2 separate regions of the Homo sapiens genome follow, and region 2 is linked to region 1. Evidence: read pairs that join two places in POLR2A ChIA-PET (ENCODE). Cell type or tissue: CD4-positive, alpha-beta T cell. All regions are shown on one strand. Each heading gives the region's core, and the rest is flanking DNA. Links, peaks and the distances in the headings are about the cores only.

Region 1 (7,336 bases), core at 3,256-5,755:
TGATATGATGCCCCTTATCTCATCCTAATTCTCTCCCAAAGGCCCTGTATTAGTCAGGGTTCTCTAGAGGAACAGAATTAATAGGATATATATAAAGGGGACTTTATTAAGTATTAACTCACGTAATCACAAGTTCCCACAATAGGCCATCTGCAGGCTGAGGAGCAAGGAGAGCCAATCCAAGTCCTAAAACTGAAGAACCTGGAGTCCAATGTTCAAGAGCAGGAAGCATCCAGCACGGGAGAAAGACGTAGGCTGGGAGGCTAGGCCAGTCTAACTATTTTACATTTTCCTGCCTGCTTTATATTTGCTAGCAGCTGTTTAGATGGTCCTCCCACCCCCCCGGATTGAGGGTGGATCTGTCTTCCCCAGCCCACTGACTCAAATATTAATCTCCTTTGGCAACACCCTCACAGACACACCAGGATCAATACTTTGCATCCTTCAATCCAATCAAATTGACACTTAGTATTAACAATCACAGGCCTCATCTCTTGATCCTGTTACAATAGGAATTAAGTTTCCAACATGCATTTTGGGGTGACATATTCAAATCACAGCACAGATCTAATATACAAATTCAGCCAAATTGCAGAATACATGATCAACACAATCAGTTGTGTTTCAATACAATGAAAAACTCAAAAAGGAAATTAAGATTAAAATTTCGGCTGGGTGCAGTGGCTCATACCTGTAATCCCAGCACTTTGGGAGGCCAAGGCAGGTGGATCACGAGGTCAGGAGATCAAGACCATCCTGGCTAACACGGTGAAGCCCCATCTCTACTAAAAATACAAAAAATTAGCTGGGCGTGGTGGTGGGCGCCTGTAGTCCCAGCTACTTGGGAGGCTGAGGCAGGAGAATGGTGTGAACCTGGGAGGCGGAGCTTGCAGTGAGCTGAGATCGAGCCACTGCACTCCAACTTGGGTGACAGAGCGAGACTCTGTCTCAAAAAAAAAAAATTCATTTACAATAGAATCAGAAAGAATAAAATACCTAGGGATAAATTTAATCAAGGAGAATGTAACTGTGACAGACTTGTGAACTGAAAGGTGTAAAACATTGCTGAAATAAATTAAAGGAGCGATATAAATGGAAAGACATCTCATTTTCATGGATTGAAAGACTTAATATTGTCAAGATAAAAAGCAATCTACAAATTCAAACTCAATCTTTATCAAAATTTCAGTGGCACTGCAGTGAACGCGAATAACCAAAACAATCTTGAAAAAGAAGAACAAAACTGGAGGACTCACACGTTCCGATATCAAAACTTATGACAAAGCCACAGTAGTTAAAACGGTGGTACTAGCAGAGGGATAGACATATAGACCAATGGAATAGAATTGAGAGCCCAGAAATAAATCATATCTATGACAAATTGATTTTCAGCAAAGGTGCTAAGACCATTCAATGGAGAAAGAATAGTCTCTTCAACAAATGGTGCTGGGATCACTGGATATTCACGTGCAAAATAATAAATTTGGAACCCACTTCACATGGTATGCAAACATTAACTCAAAATAAGTCAGTGATCTAAATATAAGAGCAAGACCAGGCCGGGCACGGTGGCTCACGCCTGTAATCCCAGCACTTTGGGAGGCTGAGGCAGGCTGATCACTTGAGGTCAGGAGATTGAGACCACCCCGGCAAACATGGTGAAACCCTGTCTCTACTAAAAATACAAAAACATTAGCCGGGCGTGGTGGTGGGCACCTGTAGTCCCAGCTACTTGGGAGGCTGAGGCAGGAGAATGGCATGAACTCAGGAGGTGGAACTTGCAGTGAGCCGAGATTGCGCCACTGCACTCCAGCCTGGGCAACAAAGCAAGACTCTGTCTCAAAAAAAAAAAAAAAAGATCAAGACCAAAGGGGCAAATCTTCATGACCTTGGATTTGGCCAAAATATCTGACAAGGGATTAATATCCAGAATATATAAGGAACTTCTATAACCCAACAACAACAAAACTTAATTTTAAAGTGGGCAAATGACTGAAATAGACATATATACACATACGCACACATACACACAAATGGTCAACAAGCACATGAAAAAATGCTGAACATCATTAGTTATTAGGGAACTACAAATAAAAAGCAAACTTCATACTCACTAGAATAGCTATAATTTAGAAATATGAAAAATAATAAGTGTTTGTAAGGATATAGAGAGATTGGAATTCACTTTTTTTTTTTTTTTGAGATGGAGTCTTGCTCTATTGCCCAGGCTGGAGTACAATGGCACAATTTTGGCTCACTCCAACCTCCATCTCCCCGGTTCAAGCAATTCTCCTGTCTCAGCCTCCCGAATAGCTGGGATTACAGGTGCACGACACCATGCCTGGCTAATTTTTGTATTTTTAGTAGAAATGGGGTTTCACCATGTTGGCCAGGCTGGTCTTGAACATCTGACCTCAAGTGATCCTCCTGTCTCGGCCTCCCAAAGTGCTGGGATTACAGGCGTGAGCCACCATGCCTGGCCTGAAATTGGAACTCTTGTATACTGCTGGTGAAAATGTAAAATAGTGTAGACCCTATAGAAAACAGTATGGCAAGTCCTAAAGAAATCCAAAATGGAATTACTGTATGATCCAGCAATTCCATTTCTGGGTATATATGCCAAACAATTGAAAGCAGAGACTCAAACAGATTATATCCTGGTATTCACAGCAGTGTTATTCCCAACATCAAAAAGCTGGAAACAACTGAAACGTCCATGAACGGATGAATGGATAAACAAAATGTGGTATATACCACAGAATACTCCTTCAAAAGCAAAGAAATTCTAATATTAATACATTCATAACATGGATGAATCCTGAAGACATTATGCTAAGTAGAATACACCACTCACAAAAAATAAATCTTCATGATTCCACTTATATGACATGCCTAGAGCAATCTAATTCATAGAGACAGAAAGTCAAAAGCCAGTTAGCAGCTGAGGGAGGGGGGAGTGGGGAATTATTGTGTAGTGGATCAAAGTGTCATTTTGGGATGATGGATGAGTTCTGGAGATGGATAATGTTGATGGGTGCACAGCAGTGCAAAGGTACCTAATGCACAGAACTGTATGCTTAAACATGGTTAACACCTGTAATCCCAGCACTTTGGGAGGCCAAGGCAAGAGGATCACCTGAGGTCAGGAGTTCGAGACCAGCCTGGCCAACATGGTGAAACCCCATCTCTACTAAAAATACAAAAATTAGCTGGGCGTGGTGGTGGATGCCTGTAATCACAGCTACTTGGGAGGCTGAGGCAAGAGAATCACTTGAACCCGGGAGGCAGAGGTTGCATTGAGACGAGATCGTGCCACTGCACTCCAGCCTGGGCAACAGAGTGAGACTCCATCTCAAAAACAAACAAACACACACACATGGTTAACATGGTAAATGTTATATACATTTTACTACAATAAAAAATATTTGCACACAGAGAAAAAAAGTAAACATTGAGATACCATGTGACACAGAAATCTGCTATGCATATACCCCAGAGACCTGAAAGCAGAAAGTGAAAAAAATACCTGTACACACACATACCCATAACAGCACTGTTCGCAGTACCCAAAAGGTGGAGACAACCCAAATACCCAACAACTGACCAACAGATAAGCAAATTGTGTTGCATCCATACAATAGAATAGGATTCACCCCCAAAGACACAGAGTTACTGATTCATGTTGCAACACGGGTGAACCTTGAAAACATTATGCTCAGTGAAAGAAGCCAGACACAAAAGGTCACATATTGTATGATTCCATTTATATGAAATATCCAGAATAGATAATTCCATGGAGACAGAAAGCAGATTGGTGGTTGCCAGAGGCTGGGAGGAAAGGCCATGAAGGGAAGCTGCTGAATGAGGACAGGGTTTTGTTTTGAAATATGGAGACGTTTCAGAACTAGAGGTGGTGGTTGCGCAACATTGCAGATGCACTAAATGCCACTGAATTGTTCACTGTAAAATGATTTTGTGTTACGTGAATTTCATTTCAATAAATTATTTAAAAATATGTAGCTAGTATCAATAACTGCTTTTTAAGACACTGTATTCGGTGCTGTACTATGTGAGTTAGAGATATCGCCTGTTTTGGTATCAAGATAGTCCTACGAGGTAATAGTATTATAATCCCAATTTTATGCCTGAGGAAGCTGGGGAACAGTGTTGTCCAGGGGTGTTGTGGTCCAGTGGGGGTGGTGGAAATAGACGCAGGATAACTTCCTATGAGAAGGTGAGTGAGCTCAGTGCTGCAGAGAGATTTAATGGGCAAAATAGTAACAGCTGCTGCAATGAATCGAGCAGGCACCAGATGCCGAGTAGTTTCTTTACAAAAATACAGGAGTGCAGTTCACCTCCTTTCCTCCCCACAAACAGCACCCTGGGCCGGGTCTTGGCTAAGAATGAGCTGAGCGCTTCTGAGCAGTCACTTCAAAGCATGGGGTAACCACAGGAAAACCTTGTTGAAAGGATGTGGCTTAGCGAGAGGTCCCACCTTAGTCCTGGTGGGCCACATGGGGCACAGTAGGGGCAGGGGGAAGATGGGGTTAAGAGGGGATTGCTGTAGGAAAAGAAGCCATCAGGAACTTTGAAATCTATTTTCAGTAGTATCCCGAATCTTCTAAACTTTGTTGTCCTGGCTTTTGAGCTTCTGGGAAAGGTGGATACCCACAAGAGCCCCAAGTCATTGTGATGTCAATATGAACTTTAGTTTGATTCTGTAGCAATATAATGAGCTTGAAAGCCAAGCTCTGTTAAGACCAAGACAGAAAGTAAGAATGAAAATGTGTGGAATAGACAGTTTTCTAAAAATCTTTCAACACTGAAGAACAAAGCCTGGAGTCCTGCCATCACAGAGGCCCCTCTGCAGAGCGGAGAATGTGGGGCCCTCCACCTGGAACCACAAGGCCCCCATGTTACCGCCCGACCAGAGGGAAGCCAGGGTGTTGAAGAAAACTCTGGAGTTTTTCTCTTCCAGTCCTGAGAGATGGTGCAAAGGAGAAGGGGAGACAGAATGAGAATGAGGCTTAGATACGAAGCAGGCCCTTGTTCGTCCTCTCTCTTCAGAGCCCCAATCTTGATTTGGGAAATGGAGCTTTAGAAACATCCTGTAAGGAACATGGCTGTAGCTGCAGCCAAGCAGGCATAGGGGTAGCAGGCATAGGCCGAGGTAAACAGCCTGGTTGACTCAGTGGGGTTGGGGTGCAAGCGTGCAGTCCCATGTCTTATATAATCATAGCCAGGTAGACATAACATAGAGAAGCTCCCCACCTGGCTCTTAGCCACTATTGTTTGTGTAGTGTATAAGCGTAACATTGAGCCTGTGAAGGAGCTGCTGAATAAAGTCATGTCTCATTTACCTGCTGTCTCTTGAATGTTCTTCCAGCTCCCTGCCCCACATCCACCCACTCTCCTCGGACCTCAGTTGGAGCTGGACCCCGACCCTAAGCATGACATATTTGCACAGGTCAGGGGACTTCTGGAACATGCAAAAGCCTTCACGTCCACGATTGTGCCCTCCTGAGCCTGGGGCAGGACCAGGTCTCCGTGAACCTGCAGCCAGGCTGCCTGGGGCCTGCAGAGCCTCTGGAGCCTTGGACCATGGCCTGGGTCCTATGGGGGTCCACGGAAGTGCAGAGCCCTGGGTCAGGACAAGGACGTCCCTGAGAACCATGCCTAGAGACAGCAGGCAGTGCTGCCCTGGGGCTCAGTGTAGATGGAATAACTTGAACCTTACAAAGGATTGCTGCTGTGGGGTTGGGGAGACAGCGGGACTGGAAAGAAGGCCTACAGTGCCTATGAGTAGAGAGGGGGTTCCCTAAACTCCAGAGCATGGTGTGGCAGCAGGCCTAGAGCAGGCTGTGAGGGAGAGGGGCACCGTCAAGCGCCAGGAGGGGGAGCAGAGCGCTATGCTGTCAGGGGCCCAGGAGGATTCGACTGCTTTCCCCTTGGACCGTGGAAGGCCATATGTGGCATAGCTGAATTGGGATTTTCTCCTCTTTATTCTAAGTTCCTTCAGTTTTCCCAAACCTAGCAAAATCCATGTTATTATTAATTATTATCAGTGTTAATTTAGTAACACTAAACACTGTTTATTAGTAAAACTAACACCAGCAAAGCCTTTGCGTGCTAGAACTTCTGAGCATTTTCCATGGACTGCCCCATTGGAACCCCATAACCTCACGGACTACCTTTATCACTATTGTCCCTGTTTCACAGATGGAAAAGCTGAGACACAGAGAAGTTCCTTGAGTTGCCTGAGATCACAGAGCAGCAGGGCCAGGACCCGGTCCCAGGAAGTTCCACTGCAGGCCCGGCTCTAACCCTCATCACTGTGGTGGTGGCCTTCAGTTTGAGTTGGGTCAGAATGATCAGGTAGGCGTGTCAGACACAGAGCTTGTCCAGAGGCAGTGGGAGGGGGCTTGGAGTTTGCTTTTTTTTTTTTTTTTTTTTTTGAGACGGAGTCTCGCTTTGTCGCCCAGTCTGGAGTGAAGTGGCACGATCTCGGCTCACTTCAACCTCCGCCTCCCAGGTTCACGCCATTCTCCTGCCTCAGCCTCCCGAGTAGCTGGGATTACAGGTGCCCGCCACCACGCCTGGCTAATTTTTTGTATTTTAGTAGAGACGGGGTTTCACCGTGTTAGCCAGGATAGTCTCGATCTCCTGACTTCGTGATCCGCCCACCTCGGCCTCCCAGAGTGCTGGGATTACAGGCGTGAGCCACCGCGCCCGGCCGGAGTTTGCATCTTTAACAAGTTCCCAGGTGGCGATGATGATGCTGGTCTGAAACCCACACCCTGAAAACCACTTCTGTAAAGACTCCACCCTGATGCCTGCGGAGAGCCTCCACCCTGATGCCAGTGGGACAGGTGCCCAGCACACCCAGGCCAGCCTAGCAGCCAAGGGAGCGGAACTGGTGGCTGGGGAGCCCCCAGCCCTGAGAAGCAGAGGGGCTGGAGAGGAAATCTCTCCCACCTCTCCGCACCAGTGGGGAGACCCTGGACAGGGCCCGGGGGTAAGGGCTGACATCCGGTTCCCTGCGATGCAAACTGTGTGGTGGCTGCTGTATACAGACAAACGAAACAACCACAGCTCCGCAACACGAAATGCCAGCACACAGCCAAGGCAGAGCCGAGCCGCTCGTCCTCAAAGCCTGGGCCTCCCCCTTTCCTGCTGCTCAACAGGCTCTTGCAAGCTGAGCACGAAGACAAAATAAAAATCAGGCTTGAGGAAGGGCATCGCCAGGCCGTGTACCCTGAGAGGCTAAGTGGGGAAGAGCTGGTAACACGGCTGTAGAAATAGCAGTGTTCTTTGCCTCTTATTCAGTGTTACTACA
Region 2 (7,336 bases), core at 2,523-5,022, 330 kb before region 1:
GGCAGCGGCCCTGTGCAGAGGGAGCAGGATCTCCAACACTCACCCCATGCTCTCCGGGTGCACGGAAGCACGTGCCAGGAGGAGGCAGCCGGGTCCGAGCAGCCCTAGAGAAGGCGCACGTCGCTCCCAACCCCACGAGTGTGCACACGCGTGCCACAGACGGTGACTATGGCTGCTCTGTCCTCGGCTCAAACACACCAGGGGCTCCCGGGTTCCTTTCTAAGCAGGACCTTCCTAGATGTGTCTTGGAAACACAAACATGGATTAGGTCTTGGGTGACTTCACTGCGTCCCAAGCTGGCCCTGGCCTGGCTGGTGCCGCACACCGCCGACAAGCATGTTTCACACGGGGCCCAGGGAGTGGCAGACTTGCACTGTCTGAAGTCCCTGAGGCAACATCTTCAACACACACAACCGCCCTCAAAAGCACAGAAATGCGGTGAGGGCACTTTGTATAAAGTTACTCCCCTTTCACTTAAAATATTTTTTATTACTGTAGTAAAATATACATAACAAAAAAGTCTGCAGCCACGCAGCCACGCTGAGGCGCTCCCCTTCCGCGCTTACGGCTGCTCTGGGGCTGCCTATTCGTCATGTTTTCGGTTTTCCATGGGTGTTTAAAGCACTTCATTCTCAGTGCACATTTGTGCCTCTTTTCTTCTTTGAAAAATAAACAGGACCCCAGGAGCGCCCTGCTGGCTGTCACTCCAGGAGGGGCAATGGGCAGCAAGCATGGGTCTGCGCCCAGCTCTGGTGATGCTGAAGAACCGGGCCCTGCATGTAGGGTGCCACTGCACTGCCCCCCCCCCGGGAGCTGTACCCCCATGGGAGCGGTTGCCTCACTCCTCCTCCCAGGCAGCCCACCTGCAGGAGGTAGCGCCGGCCCCGGTGCCAGGACCCTCGTGGCCCCCTGTGCACTGACAGTGCATCCTCCGGCCAGTTTCCTGAGCTGCTATTCCTACAAAGCGGCCCTTCCAAAAACCAACTTCCTCCTGAAACGCATCCCCATGCTCTCTCTGCAAGACACTTTTCTTGCCTAACTTCGTAAGTGTTTAGAATAAAGATTTTTCTCATTTCTGCCCCTCTATATTGGGCTTCGTAAAAGCCATTATTTCTTTCCACCCATAACGGATACAGTTTAGTTAATTCCGTGAACAGGAAGGGGTGTCTGCCCACCTGGCCTCTCTGGGTTTCTAAGGGAAGGTTGGGGGCCCTTGCTTGGGGATTGGGGGGCTGTGGTGTTTTGCTGGGCTGGGCTTTGTTGAACACACAGGGTGGCTGCAGGCAGGTCCCCACTCTGCACAGTTGCTGGACCCGTCTGCAGTCAAGTTCACGGCACATCCTGAGCTCAACACCGGGGGCTCACCTGCATATTAACAGGGAGTGAGAAGTGAATGAACAGGTAATTGCAAGCATCACATTCGTCAGTGACATCTCTGATTCAACTTTAGGCTGACAAGGAAGGGGGATGGGAGGTGAGGGAGGAGGGAGGAAATGGCACTACTTTTATAAAGGTTAAGAAAAGGTAAAAGTTCCACAATATTAAGATTATACAGGGAAGAAAGCTTGATGCTTTTTTTAGAAGACGAATTCAGTTAAGCGACCATAATTCTAAGGAGCCTCAGGAATAAAACTTCTCACCTCCCAACCTACAAACGGCATCAGAACCACCAGAAAGAGGCCCTTTAATGAACAATTGCATGTACAGAGACTTGTATGAGGACTTTTATCTCGTTCTACATTTTTCAACCTTATCACAATGATTTCCTTTCTAATGGATGAGAGCTGGACTTTTCAAGATTTTCCAGTTCTATGACTGACAATTTTACCCACACATGTCATTTTCATCATGCAGCCAAACATCTTAAATATTTTATTCTATAATTTCGGCAACCATCATGATGGTTCCCACAGGATGTGGTATAATTTCGGCAACCACATCCTTCCCACAGGAAAAAACCTGCCAAGGGCATGGGGAACCCGTTAACACCCCAAATTCTCACTGGACTGATCTCTCGGCGCTGGCTGACCGGACACCTGCTGCCCTGAGACCAGAACCCATCGCTGGAGTCCCTGCCACCTGGGCAGGACCATGCCCCGCCCCTCTGAAGGCTCCGTCATCCATGTGGACTCTGCTCCTGGGACACAGCCACCGTGGGACGAGCCTGCAGCCCCTCTCATTTCAGCCACATCAGCTCAGGTCAGACACGTGCACAAAATTCACACTTCTTCCAGGCACCCCACCACGATCATAGAACAGGAAGAATCTTTGAAGAGACGTGGCATGTCCATGCACCACACCCAGGCCGGTTTAGTAACCCGTGGATGATTCTTACGTGCCTTACACCCGCTTTGCTTTTCCAATACATTGTATGTTTGCAGGAGTGAAGGCACCGAACAGCAAGCAAGGGAGGCAACTTGCAGGTACACCAGCACAGGCCCGCACACGCTCTGCCATTGACCTGCTGCAGACGCAGATGAGATCAATTCTGTGTGTCGTGGTAGGTTTATAAAATACAAATTGTTTTAATATATTTTATCCCAGATTTGCCAAGAAAAAAGAAAAAAAAAGTCACTCAGTCACACAAAAGCACACCAACTATATAACGTGATTTTCTTTTTTCAGAGGATTACTAAGCTGGTAATGTAGGAGACCGAAGCATGCATGGACTTGGTCTCTCCCTGACAGTCTTGGGGACAGGAAGGAGAACACGGCTGGCTTTAGTGCACAGAGGTCAGCTGGGAGCAGGCCCAATGCCTCTGCCCAGGAGTGGCCATTCCTGAATCTGACATGGACAGGAGACAGGGAAATACTGGATAGAACAGGGCAGTTCCCTGGCAAAGGCCCCACCCTCGAGCTTGGAAACCTGCGGCCCTAAATGGGAACAGGTATTCCTGTTTTCAAACTCAAGTGTTGCTTTTGGCCCGCCATGCCTCCCTATCCTGTACCCGTAGAAACCCCAAACCCCAGGCTCCAAGAGCAGAAGAGCAGAAGACTGGCAGAGTGGCAGAACGGCACGGCAGAGAAGAAAAGAGAAGGAGCATCTGAACATCGAGAGGAGTATGGCTGCGGACAGTCAGAGAGGAGGTCGGCCGTGGGACAGCTGAACTCCAGGGGAAGATCATCTTCCCACTCCATCCCCTTTCCAGCTCCTCATGCATCCCCCTGAGAACCACCTCCACCACTCAATGAAATCCCTGCAATCACCATCCTTCAAAGCCTGTATGACCCGATTCTTCCTGGACACCAGACAAGGACCCAGGTACCAAGATGGCAGGGTGTAAAAGGCTGTCACCCTGACTCTCCACTGAGCTGGTTGAACACTTAGCCATCCACAGATAGCAACTGCTAAAACAGCATTAATTGTCTAGACACTACCATGGGGCCAACGCCCAAAAGCACTCACCCAGCTCCTGCACCTGCCAATCTGCTTGCTACCCCTCCTGTAAGGAGTTTGAGCGCAAATAAGCCACGCCCCTGTTGCAAGTCCCGCGAGGGGTCAGGGAACTCTCCTGTTTCAGATCCACAAGGAGGAAGGTCTCAGAGGTTGCTGCAGTGCCCGACCTCCCATGAGCCATCATGTACATTGATGACCCAGATGGAGAAAGGGAACCGGACAAGCTTATTGGAGCAGGGCTGACACTCAGAGATGAGGGAGACCAAAGCAGCACAGAGACTCAGAAGTTTTCGATGAGATGCAACAAAGGCTTGAAACTAACAAGATGAAATCCCGTAAGGAAAAACAAAGTGCAAGAAGAGAAAGTTCTGGCCACGGAAAAGACCCCAAGCTCCTAGGAGACCATGGGCTCAGTGTGAGTTACTCGGCTCAGGGTTGAGATCAAACAGAAGCATCCTCAGCAACAGCCGGGGAAGGAAGGCCCACGACGGGGCTGGCCAAGGGTCCTCTCTTCACACTGGGCGGCAGGAGCCCAGCCTGGGCTCTGAACCATACATGGAAGAGCAGCAAATGAACCATACATGGAAGAGGAGCAAATGAACAAGAGTGAGCGGGTCCAGAACAGGCCCGGGGGAGGCTTCTGGGAACCAAGTAATACGAGAATGACTGCAAGAATGTGGACTGTTCCACCCAAAACAGGCGGCTGGTGGGTTGGGCTGCCACAAACCCCGATGTTACTCGGTGAGCACTGAATGGATGCAGGAAAATCAGTTCATCCATGACAGCCTTGCAGGTGGCATCTGAGAATCATCTGTCAAGGTCACGAGCCACAGCTGGCAACAACTGGTCAAGGCCAGAACCTGGCCTAAAGTCCCGGCTTCTGAGGGAGTGGCCTGCACATTCTCCAAAAAAAAAAAAAAAATCTCTGGGTGATTCTAACTGCAGCCAAGATTGAGGAGGGCTGGGTAAGATAGGACAAATAAACAGAAATCAATGAGAATGAGATTTCAGGGGAGGCCAAGGGAGAAGCCTTCAGCTGAGAAACAGCTGCCTTATAAACAGTGCATCCCTCACCAATGAGAGGGGCAGGCAGAAAGCAGGAGGCAGCTCTCGGGAATTCTGCAGGGACAGACCTTCCATCCGCACGCACATGGAGGCATGATCTCCCCCCGTCAATTCTAAGGTTCTAAGTTTCGTGTACGGAAACGACCCAAAAATTGCTAACTAGACAGGAGTAATTCATTTCTTATGTACTCTTCAATGTCATTTTTTGTTCTGTTCAATTCCTTGTGACTTAGTTGATTTTTGCAGAGTTATTTTTAAGCAGTACAAAGTAGAAACACACTTCTTGAAACAAAAATGCTTTGTCATTTCTTAATCTCTACCTTTAAAAATAGCAAGCAGCTATTTCACTCTGAGGAGCGCTTACACAGCCATCACTGCCCGCAACCCTGGGACCTGAGGGGGAGATGGGTGAGTCTGGAGAAAAGGCTGTTTCCTAAGAGTCTCGTTGCTAGTCCTGCTCGGTCACATGACCTCACCTGTGGTCCCGAGCGATAGTGGGCAGCACGCAGTTTTATTACATGAGGCAGTATGTCTCCCGGTTCACGCTTATTATAGCAATAATTCCAGAGCTTCTCACTCTTGGTTAAAACAGAACAGAAACACAAATGCAATACCAAGCACAAAACCACGAACATCTTTGAGTAACTGGGCTCTTCCTCCTACACAAAACGTCCTGACGGGTCCCTCAGAGTGAATCTATGGTCACGACCCGGACCCCGGAGGCCTGTGCATTGAGTATGCGCTAAGGTTTTTAATACAACTGGCTTCTTTCCATTGTCTCCCAAATATCCCACCCCAGGTAGTTGGGTACTGAACACAAACTGGTCATTTTGATATGAGAATGAGCAAATCTACCAGAAAATTACGAGCCATGTATGTCTGTAATGAAATCCACAAGGAACCATGACTGCAGTTTCTCCAGCCCCATGGCACACCTGTGTCAGGGTTTACACCAGTGGCTTTAACAATACAGCCCAACACACACACCTGTTGCGGGGTGGAGCAGGTCACCCAGGGAGGCCAGTCCCAAGCCAGGAAGCAGCAGTGATGTGCCCAAGACGGCACCTGTCTCAGATGCATCCCAGCTCACCAAGGACCAGGGGATTCCAGGGAAGCACCAGGCAGGCCTTGGGTCGACGGCCAAGCAGCCCAGCTGCCAGCACCACCCACAAGTCTCCAAGTCTCCGAGGAAACGAGGGGCACAGAGCAACCCGGGTCCCGCAGGCAGGAGGCCCATGTGGACGTCGGTCATTATCCTTTGGAGAGGAGAAGCTGGGTTTGCCAACTCAGCCTGAGCACTGCATTCCCCAGCCAGAAGCACCGAGCGGCGGTGTGATAAACACATGACACTTTCCGGGTTCACTGGGTGCCTGGAACCATGCCAGGAACTTCACATCCATGACCTGCCCCTCGGAAAAGGTCTAGGGAGGGAAGGTCACCGTCCCATTTTGTAGATACGAAACCTGAGGCACAAAGCAGCTTATCTAAGGCCATCAGGCTGAGAGCTCAAGCCAGCTTCAAATGCCTCTATCTCAGCTCACACCCCACAGCGCTGAGCTCATTGACACTGGCAGGTGTTCCCAGATCCCAGGAGGGCCACGAGGGAAGGAACCCAGGCACAGCAGGTACGGAAGGTGGGGACACCAGGGGTCCACAGGAGGACAGAGATTGCACAAAGAAATCATTAAGGAGGGCTGCGAGATTTCGAAAAGAAAAGAGAAAATGATATGAAGAGTCTGCACTTTAGGAAACACGCTACAGGGTGAGTAAGTGTGAGCGTAAGGGCTCTGGCCGAGGAGGGTACTACCATAAGCACAAGCCAAACCACAACCCTAATCCCAGCACAAACCCTAGCCATAGCAGTAGCAATACACCTAACCCTAACCTAACAACTAACATGAACACCTGATCCCAATCCTAACCCCCTCAACCCTAACCGTGAACCAACCATAACCCTAAACCTAACCGCTAACCATAACCACTAACTCTAACACTATTAACCCTAATCCAACTCTAACCCTAACCCCTTACCCAACTCTAACCCTACCCCTACACCTAACCCAACTCTAAACCTAACCCAAACACCTAACCCTAACCCAACTCTAACCCTAACCGCTCCCTCTGTCGCTGTGGACTTGCCCGCAGCCAGGTCCTCCTGCAAACCTGCACAGCCCCATCCCAGACACGTGACTAGGACAGGGGTCCCCAAACATGATGTACTGGCATCCTGGTAGCCTGGGCAATCACACCAGCCCTACAGAACCTGTACTAAAATACCAAATTAGAAACAGGGACTTCCACAGGTGCCCAGGCAACCAGGTGGAAAACTGCAGACACAGAGGTCTCAGTCATCCCATGGCCCCAGCCTCATTGTGTGCTTTGGGGATAAGGCTGTTGTCTCAGCCTCGCCCTGAAGGCCGGAGACCCCATCAGACAGAGACAGGCAGAGCCAGCAGGAGGAGGCCGGGCAGGTAGGCCCACAGCAGAGAGGCCACGAGAGCAGGGGAACGTGACACTCAAAGGGAGAGGGACGGCGAGGCAAACAACACCACGGTCCTCTCTGCCGCGGCTCACAACGCCGCCCCTGGCTTCCGGGGAGCACACAGCTGAAGAAGAGCCTCATTTCCGCCACCAGCGACGCCAGTCAAACCAGGAAGCCAGCGCAGACTCGGCCACTGGACCAAAGAAACACAGTACGGCCAAGGGACAGGCCTTACATCCAGGGCTCAGGGTGGCCTTTTCCTCACTGTCCCCATGAAAATGAGAAGACTTCACAGAAAGGGAAAGAAGCATCTTTTGACATAGGGAAAAAGACTCTAGGTTCCTAAATAGATGTAAGACCACAGGGAGTGTCACTAATAACAGGTTATAGTT

The links. ChIA-PET counts read pairs that join two places held together with the same protein. Peaks named below come from ENCODE experiments on the same cell type or tissue, not always from the same donor. Only the 100,000 strongest peaks of a DNase experiment are listed, where the experiment ranks them.
Region 2: POLR2A ChIA-PET joins it to region 1 with 6 read pairs; 2 of 35 experiments call an interaction of 5 or more read pairs at or near these places.

Annotation. Positions count from the first base shown.
Region 1 is chr18:76,716,984-76,724,319 of GRCh38, forward strand. It overlaps LOC105372213 (a long non-coding RNA gene), which reads left to right and starts at 5,381. Exons shown (of 3, transcript XR_935658.2): 1 at 5,381-5,467; 2 at 6,220-6,375. RefSeq lists an enhancer at 4,255-4,424. In CD4-positive, alpha-beta T cell, for the core only: no CTCF peak of the experiment used is centred there; a DNase peak (open chromatin) is centred at 4,418; H3K4me3 peaks cover 786 bases.
Region 2 is chr18:76,384,979-76,392,314 of GRCh38, forward strand. The region is part of intron 3 of ZNF516 (zinc finger protein 516); the gene reads right to left. Among named protein-coding and RNA genes, the nearest start is that of ZNF516-AS1, 100 kb to the right of the region's middle. RefSeq lists an enhancer at 5,693-6,210 and a silencer at 5,848-6,016. In CD4-positive, alpha-beta T cell, for the core only: no CTCF peak of the experiment used is centred there; no DNase peak of the experiment used is centred there.